2 separate regions of the Homo sapiens genome follow, and region 1 is linked to region 2. A link is a contact called in ENCODE Hi-C or POLR2A ChIA-PET data. All regions are on one chromosome and are shown on one strand. The core of a region is the stretch at or near the end of the contact, and the rest is flanking DNA. Distances in the headings are between cores, read along the strand shown.

Region 1 (4,133 bases), core at 1,028-3,527, 49 kb after region 2:
CCTCTGCCCGGCCAGCCGCCCCGTCTGGGAGGGAGGTGGGGGGGTCGGCCCCCCGCCCGGCCAGCCGCCCCGTCCGGGAGGGAGGTGGGGGGGTCAGCCCTCCGCCCGGCCAGCCGCCCCGTCTGGGAGGTGAGGGGCGCCTCTGCCCGGCCGCCCCTACTGGGAAGTGAGGAGCCCCTCTGCCCGGCCAGCCGCCCCGTCCGGGAGGGAGGTGGGGGGGTCGGCCCCCCGCCCGGCCAGCCGCCCCGTCCGGGAGGGAGGTGGGGAGGTCAGCCCTCCGCCCGGCCAGCCGCCCCGTCCGGGAGGGAGGTGGGGATGTCGGCCCCCCGCCCGGCCAGCCGCCCCGTCCGGGAGGGAGGTGGGGGGGTCGGCCCCCCGCCCGGCCAGCCGCCCCGTCCGGGAGGGAGGTGGGGGGGTCGGCCCCCCGCCCGGCCAGCCGCCCCGTCCGGGAGGGAGGTGGGGGGAGTCAGCCCCCCCGCCCGGCCAGCCGCCCCGTCCGGGAGGTGAGGGGCGCCTCTGCCCGGCCGCCCCTACTGGGAAGTGAGGAGCCCCTCTGCCCGGCCACCACCCCGTCTGGGAGGTGTGCCCAACAGCTCATTGAGAACGGGCCAGGATGACAATGGCGGCTTTGTGGAATAGAAAGGCGGGAAAGGTGGGGAAAAGATTGAGAAATCGGATGGTTGCCGTGTCTGTGTAGAAAGAAGTAGACATGGGAGACTTTTCATTTTGTTCTGCACTAAGAAAAATTCCTCTGCCTTGGGATCCTGTTGATCTGTGACCTTACCCCCAACCCTGTGCTCTCTGAAACATGTGCTGTGTCCACTCAGGATTAAATGGATTAAGGGCGGTGCAAGATGTGCTTTGTTAAACAGATGCTTGAAGGCAGCATGCTCGTTAAGAGTCATCACCAATCCCTAATCTCAAGTAATCAGGGACACAAACACTGCGGAAGGCCGCAGGGTCCTCTGCCTAGGAAAACCAGAGACCTTTGTTCACTTGTTTATCTGCTGACCTTCCCTCCACTATTGTCCCATGACCCTGCCAAATCCCCCTCTGTGAGAAACACCCAAGAATTATCAATAAAAAAATAAATTAAAAAAAAAAAAAAAAAAAAAAAAAAAAATACCCACCACCCTAGTCCATGCTTGTGAACTTGGCACCCATTAACGTTTTCTTAAACCATACTTAGTCTCCAAATAAAAACAATTATAAAGTCATACTTTTGCTAAAGATGATACAGCTATCTTGCATCCATCTAAAAACACTAACCATTTCCTCAGAAAAAAATTCAAACTCAATGCATGATAAGCATTTTTCTCTTCGATATACTGTAACCTAAACACCATGTTTAAAAAAAGTTGAACCATCATTAATAAAAGGGAACTATTATTAGCACATTTTATGTTTTATTACAAGATGATAAGGAAAAGATGAAAACAAAGGTATTTGCTTAGTACGTGTATGGGTACATACACACAGACATAAATATCATTGTAAAAACATAAGGAAGAAATGCTTATAACATTTACTGTCTTTATTTCTGCAACTGATCACATGGTTACAGCTGGTTATTTATTTATTTATTTATTTACTTATTTATTTGATACAGGGTCTTCTTCTGTTGCCAGGCTGGAGTGCAGTGGCATTACCTTGGCTCACTGCAAACTCCACCTCCTGGGCACAAGTGATCCTTCTACCTCAACCTCCTAAGTAGCTGGGACTGCAAGCACACCACCAAGTCTGACTAATTTTTTGTATGTATTTTCAGTAGAGATGGAATTTCAGCATGTTGCCCGGGTTGGTCTCACATTCCTCGACTTAAGGAATCCACCTGCCTCAGCCTCCCAAAGTGCTGGGGTTATAGGCATGAGCCACTGTGCTGGTCACAACTAGTGTAAATAGCTTTTTTTCACTAACCATCCCATAGTCCCACTGCCTTCAGCAAGTCCGTCAGCTGATCAGGTTTCTTTTCCTGCTTGGGTGACTCATACCTTCATTCCTGAAGGGCATGGGTCATTAGTAGTCCTGCCTGACTTGGGTTGTTGTAGTTTTTATTGACTTTAATTATAGAGCAGAGTATTACTAAGAGATGCTCTAAAAGATCTCCTGTATTTCAAACATAGTCTTATTTACTGCCATTGTGTAGTAGCAGACCAATTTCCCCCTGATGACCAGGACCAATCACCCCAGAAAGTGCAGTAACTCCTTCCTTTGTCTGTTGATTCAGTAACATGAGGAGCTGAAGGGCCCGGGTGGGTGTCTTAGCTTCCAGCTCAATGGAATAATTTCTGTGTCTCCTGAGGGAGTATTCCTCCCTTTGGTAAACCTCTAGATCCTGATCCTATTCCTCGTGACTGTGCAAGACCTCCCAACCAGGGTCTCCAGTACCTCCTACAGGTGTGTTTGGGCTGGCAACAGGTCTGTACTTTCCTGAGACAGAGCTCCCAAAGGAAAAGGCAGACTACCATCTTTGCTGTTATGTAGCTTTCACTGGTGATATCTCCAGTTACTGGAAAATCTGAGGCAACTGGGGACTGGAGCAGGCCCTCAGCAAACTGCAGCAGCCCTACAGAAAAGTGGTCAGACTATTGAAAGAGAAAACAAAAGAAGAGAAAAACAAAACCCATTCATAGATCAGCAACCTCAAAGAATGAAGATAGATAAGCCCACTAAGATGAGAATCAGCACAACAATGCTGAAAACTCAAAAAGCCAGCAAGGGTTTGGAACCAGGCTAAAGCTGAGATGACTGAAAGAGCAGAAGTAGAATTCAGAATATGGAGAGGGAAGAAGTTCACTGTGCTAAAGGAGTACAGTGTGACCCAATCCAAGGAAGCTAAAAATAATGATAAAACATTGCAGGAGCTGACAGACAAAACAGCCAGTATTATAGAAGAATGAAACCAACCTGATAAAGCTGAAAAACACACTAAAAGAATTTCATAGTGCACTCACAAGTATTAACAGCAGAATAGAACAAGTGGAGGAAAGACTCTCAGTGCTTGAAGACTGGCTTTCTAAAATAAGACAGGAAGACAAGAATAGAGAAAACAGAATGAAAAGGAACAAACAAAACCTCTGAGAAACATCAGATTATGTAAAGAAACTGAATCCATGAATTATTGGTATACCTGAAAGAGATGGGAATAATGGAATCAATTTGGAACACACTTCAAGATATCATCCATGAGAACTTTCCCAACCTAGCTAGACAGACCAACATTCAAATTCAGAAATGCAGAGGACACTAGTAAGTTACTCCATGAGAAGATCATCCCCAAGATACAATCATCAGATTCTCCATGGTTGAAATGAAAGAAAGAACGTTAAGGGCAGTCAGAGAGAAAGGCCAGGTCACCTACAAAGGGAAGCCCATTAGACTAACAGTGGACCTCCAAGTGGAAACCCTACACACCAGAAGAGATTGAGGGCCAGTATTGAACATTGTTAAAGAAAAGAATTTCCAACCCACAATTTCATATCCAGCCAAACTAAGCTTCATAAGCAAAAAAGAAATAAAATTCTTTTCAGACAAACAAATGCCAAGGGAATTCATTACCATCAGACCTGCATTACAAGAACTCCTAAAAGAAGCACTAAATATGGAAAGGAAAGACAGTTACCAGCCACTACAAAAACAAGCTGAAGTACATAGACCAGTGACGCAATAAAGCAACCACATAAGCAAGTCTGCAAAGTAACCAGCTAACACCATGATGACAGGATCAAATCCATACATATCAATACTAACCTTAAATGTAAATGGGCTAAATGCCACATTTAAAAGACACAGAAGGGCAAGCTGGATAAAGAACCAAGACCTATCAGTATGCTGCCTACAATACACTCATCTTACATTCAATGACACACATAGGCACAAAATAAAGAGATGGAGGAAAATTTTCCAAGCAAATGGAAAGCGGAAGAAAGCCAGGGTTGCAATCCTAGTTTCTGACAACACAGACTTTAAACCAAGAAAGATAAAAAAAGATAAAGGTGGGCATTACATAATGGTAAAGGGTTCAATTCAATGAAGAGATCTAACTATCCTAAATATGTATGCATCCAATAGAGGAACACCCAGATTTATAAGGCAGGTTCTTAGAGACCGTCAAAGAGATTTAGAACCTCACA
Region 2 (4,575 bases), core at 1,989-4,488:
TGTACATGTCCTGCCAACCATTAGTGTTACAATTTCCTGACTGATCTCTGCCTGAGCAAGACTGGGACAACCTTGAGCGCAAGGGGGGTTTGGTTCCTCTTACCTCAGCCCCAGCTCCTTAAACACAATGCCTGGCACGTGGTAGGTATTTGATAAATATTTATTCAATGAAGGAACTGCCTGCAATGGCCTGGTAGACAGGAAAGCGGAATGAAAGCAGGTCAAAAGTGGCTGGGAGAAGATTTTCTAAATCCCGATGTTGGGCACAGGGACCCCTGAAGTTTTCTTTTGGAACCTTCCTATCTGTCTTGTTCTCCTCTCACCAGGCACATCCCTGCCCTCCAGAGCCCACTTAGTCACACACTACCTTTCAGGACTACCTTCCACATCAGCCAGGTGCAAACCCCACAATGACTTCTGCCATGGCTCCCAATGCTTGGCTGCAACTCTGAGGCCAATTTCAGTGAGAGTAAGGAGCTTATCCAATGGAAGTGTCACTAGGAGTGACAATGGCTGGCTTGAAGATTAGGGAAATAGTGTCTACATTTCAAAAGAGAAGACTGCTCCACAAGGAATGTACAGTTTTGATATGTGCAGGGCTCAGGTCTTCAGGGGATAAATAAGTTCCTAAATGCGCCATCAACAGGAATTTCCTTCAGGATAAATAGGAAAAGAACATTTAGGCTTTTTAATTAAAATTTTATTTTACATGTTTTTAAAATTCACAATAGATATTTTATCCTAAAATAAAGTAAAACCGAGAGGTGACAGCGTGCTGGCAGTCCTCACAGCCCTCGCTTGCTCTCCCCGCCTCCTCTGCCTGGGCTCCTACTTTGGCGGCACTTGAGGAGCCCTTCAGCCCACCGCTGCACTGTGGGAGCCCCTTTCTGGGCTGGCCAAGGCCGGAGCCCTCTCCTTCAGCTTGCGGGGAGGTGTGGAGGGAGAGGCGCGAGCGGGAACCGGGGCTGTGTGCCGCGCTTGCCGGCCAGCTGGAGTTCCGGGTGGGCGTGGGCTTGGCGGGCCCCGCACTCGGAGCAGCCGGCCAGCCCTGCTGGCCCCTGGCAATGAGGGACTTAGCACCCGGGCCAGCAGCTGCGGAGGGTGTACTGGGTCCCCCAGCAGTGCCAGCCCACCAGCGCTGCGCTCGATTTCTCACCGAGCCTTAGCTGCCTTCCCGCGGGGCAGGGCTGGGGACCTGCAGCCCGCCATGCCTAAGCCTCCCACCCACTCCAAGGGCTCCTGTGCGGCCCGAGCCTCCTCGACGAGCACCACCCCCTGCTCCACGGCGCCCAGTCCCATCGACCACCCAAGGGCTGAGGAATGCAAGCGCACCGTGCGGGACTGGTAGGCAGCTCCACCTGCAGCCCCGGTGCGGGATCCACTAAGTGAAGCCAGCTGGGCTCCTGAGTCTGGTGGGGACGTGGAGAGTCTTTATGTCTAGCTCAGGGATTGTAAACACACCAATCAGCACCTTGTGCCTAGCTCAGGGTTTGTGAGTGCACCAATCCACACTCTATCTAGCTGCTCTGGTGGGGCCTTGGAGAACCTTTATGTCTAGCTCAGGGATTGTAAATACACCAATCGGCACTCTGTATCTAGCTCAAGGTTTGTAAACACACCAATCAGCACCCTGTGTTTAGCTCAAGGTTTGTGAATGCACCAATCTACACTCTGTATCTAGCTGCTCTGGTGGGGCCTTGGAGAACCTTTGTGTCCATACTGTGTATCTAACTAATCTGATGGGGACTTGGAGAACCTTTGTGTCTAGCTCAGGGATTGCAAACGCACCAATCAGCACCCTGTCAAAACAGACCACTCGGCTCTACCAATCAGCAGGATGTGGGTGGGGCCAGATAAGAGAATAAAAGCAGGCTGCCCGAGCCAGCAGTGGCAACCCAGTCGGGTTCTCTTCCACACTGCTAAAGCTTTGTTCTTTTGCTCTGCAATAAATCTTGCTACTGCTCACTCTTTGGGTCCATAGTGCTTTTATGAGCTGTAACACTCACTGTGAAGGTCTACAGCTTCACTCCTGAAGCCAGCAAGACCAAAAGCCCACCGGGAGAAACAAACAACTCCAGACGTGCCGCCTTAAGAGCTATAACACTGACCGCAAAGCTCTGTAGCTTCACTCCTGAGCCAGCGAGACCACGAACCCACCAGAAGGAAAAAACTCCGGACACGTCCGAACATCAGAAGGAACAAACTCCAGACGCGCCACCTTAAGAGCTGTAACACTCACCGCGAGGGTCCACAGTTTCATTCTTGAAGTCAGTGAGATCAAGAACCCACCAATTCCGGACACAAAACTTGCTTAATTACAGAAAATATGAAAAGTATATAAAAGCAGGGTCTCACTCTGTCGTCCAGGCTGGAGTGCAGTGGTGTGATCACGGCTCACTGCGACCTCAAACTCCTGGTCTCACACGATCCTCCTGCCTCGCCTCCGAAAACTCTAGTTTTACAGATATGAACCATAGCGCTAGCTCTTACTGTCTTTCTTCAACACGTCCTCCCATCCTTCCCTCCTTTCTCCACTCTGCATTTGACCCCGGTGTATTCCAGCCTCCAGGCCAACACACGTGACCACGTCTGCCTGGGGCAGTTGAAGTAAAGGACGCGAGGCGGCGCTGTCACCGCATTCTGTGAACCGCAGCGCTCTGGGTCCCTCCCGCTGGTCTAGTATCATTTCAGTGAACGTCACTCTACATTTTTTGTGTGTGTGTGAGATGGAGTCTCTGTCGCCCAGGCTGGAGTGCAGTGGCGCGATCTCGGCTCCCTGCAAGCTCCGCCTCCCGCGTTCAAGCCATTTTTCTGCCTCAGCCTCCGAGTAGCTGGGACTACAGGCGCCTACGACCACACCCGGCTAATTTTTGTATTTCTAGTAGAGAAGGGGCTTCACCATGTTGGCCAAGCTGGTCTCGAACTCCTGACCTCAAGTGATCCGCCCGCCATGGTCTCCCAAAGTGCCGGGATTACAGACGTGAGCCACCGCGCTCGGCTGTCACTGCAGACTTTGATGGGGGCCACACTCGGGGTATAAATTAGGATCCTCACTGAAAGGGCGGGACCATGGAGGCTTTTTCTTGGCCCCTTAGTTGTGGGTTTTCCTCTGGGCGGCGAAGCCAGTTTCCATCAGAACTGCCCAGAGGCGGGCGCTGCCTTCCTGGGGTGACGCAGCAGCAGGAAGAGTTTCCGGATCCTGGAATCCGTGGGCGGCCCGTGGGAGGGGCTGAGGCTCATTTCTCTACTCACCTGTCTCCGAATCCGTCGTGGTGTTTCAAGCGAGTCAAGATTCCAGATCGCGCCCCAGGCTGGACTCGGAATTACTGCCCCGCGGGTCTGCATTTTCACAGCGGCAGGTGTGAGTTCCCCGCCGCTGGAGACCAGAAGCCTGAAGGCAGCTCCGCCCACCCCAGCCCACAGCGCCGTTATTCCGTTTCTATATCAGTAAACACTTGTCATTTTCCGTAGACCAGGGCGGGGTGACGGGTGATCCCAGTCCTCGCAGTGAACTCTGGGGCGCAGAATTCAAAACGCTTGCGGTCGCCGAGCGCAGCCCCGCCCTGGGTTATGTAAGTGACAGCGCTGGGCCGTTTCTCTTTTTTTTCCGGACCCCGCAGTGGCGCCTAAAGTCTGCAAGGAGGAGGTCGCCTCTGTGCTGTGGGTCCAGGAATCTAAGGCGAGTGCTGAGGGAGAAAATGTAGTTGATGGGGCAGAGCAGAAGGGGCTGTAGGTGGGTTGGAGGGGGAGGGGAACGGGCAGCCAGGCCTGGACCCTGGGGAGTGACTCACCCGGAGCCGAAGACCATCTCAGCTTTCCCTAGCCCAGAAAGGGTGGGACTGGCTTTATTTCTGCCTGCCATCACCTCAAAATGCCGTGGGACAAATCTTACATATTATTATTGTTATTTATTTATGTATTTTATTTTTTTTGAGACAGTCTTGGTCTGTCACCCAGACTGGAGTGCAGTGGCGCCATCTGGGCTCACTGCAACCCCCACCCCCCCGGGTTCAAGCAATTCTTCCTGCCTCAGCCTCCCAAGTAGCTGCGATTACAGGCACCCCCCACCACGCCCGGCTGATTTTTATATTTTTAGTAGAGACGGGGTTTTGCCATGTTGTCCAGGCTAGTCTCGAACTCCTGACCTTAGGTGATCCACCCGCCTCGGCCTCCCAAAGTGCTGGGATTACAGGTGTAAGCCACCGCGCCTGGCCGGGAAATATCTCTTACAGAAATAAAGGCAGTTGGCTGGGTGTGGTGGCTCACCTGTAATCCTAGCACTTTGGGAGGGTGAGGCAGGCAGATGGTTTGAGCCTAGGAGTTTAAGACCAGCCTGGGCAAAATGGTGAAACCCCTTCTCCACCAGAAATACAAAAAATTAGCCGGGTGAGGTGGCTCATGCCTGTAGTCCCAGCTACTCCGGAAGCTGAGGTGGGAGGATCACCTGAGCCTGGGGAGGTCGCGGCTGCAGTGAGCCATGATTAACCCACAACTGCACTCCGCCTGGGTGACAGAGTGAGGCCCTGTGTCAAAAAATAAGAAAGAAAGAAGAGAGAGAGAGAGGAAGGGAGGGAG

Evidence for each region. A loop is a pair of places that touch in the nucleus more often than their neighbours do. ChIA-PET counts read pairs that join two places held with the same protein, here RNA polymerase II (POLR2A). Pooled maps may share reads with other maps.
Region 1: a map of CD8-positive, alpha-beta T cell shows a loop between it and region 2 (3-fold over the local background). The contact joins the enhancer-like site here to the promoter of HCG27 in region 2. A Hi-C loop is called at or near these places in 6 of 168 maps with a recorded cell type or tissue (CD8-positive, alpha-beta T cell, Calu3, K562 and 2 more) and 5 of 50 pooled maps. POLR2A ChIA-PET finds 5 or more read pairs at or near these places in 15 of 52 experiments (B cell, CD4-positive, alpha-beta T cell, CD4-positive, alpha-beta memory T cell and 11 more).

Annotation. Positions count from the first base shown.
Region 1 is chr6:31,244,219-31,248,351 of GRCh38, forward strand. No RefSeq gene overlaps it. Among named protein-coding and RNA genes, the nearest start is that of HLA-C, 26 kb to the right of the region's middle. RefSeq lists enhancers at 381-1,130, 1,665-2,166. Within about 2 kb of position 2,278, at least 2 of the 41 ENCODE cell types and tissues checked have a DNase peak (open chromatin) inside an H3K27ac peak, as active enhancers do; they include HCT116, where a contact is called at or near this core.
Region 2 is chr6:31,194,522-31,199,096 of GRCh38, forward strand. HCG27 (HLA complex group 27) reads left to right here and starts at 3,239. Exons shown (of 2, transcript NR_026791.1): 1 at 3,239-3,361. RefSeq lists enhancers at 1,082-1,964, 4,102-4,575.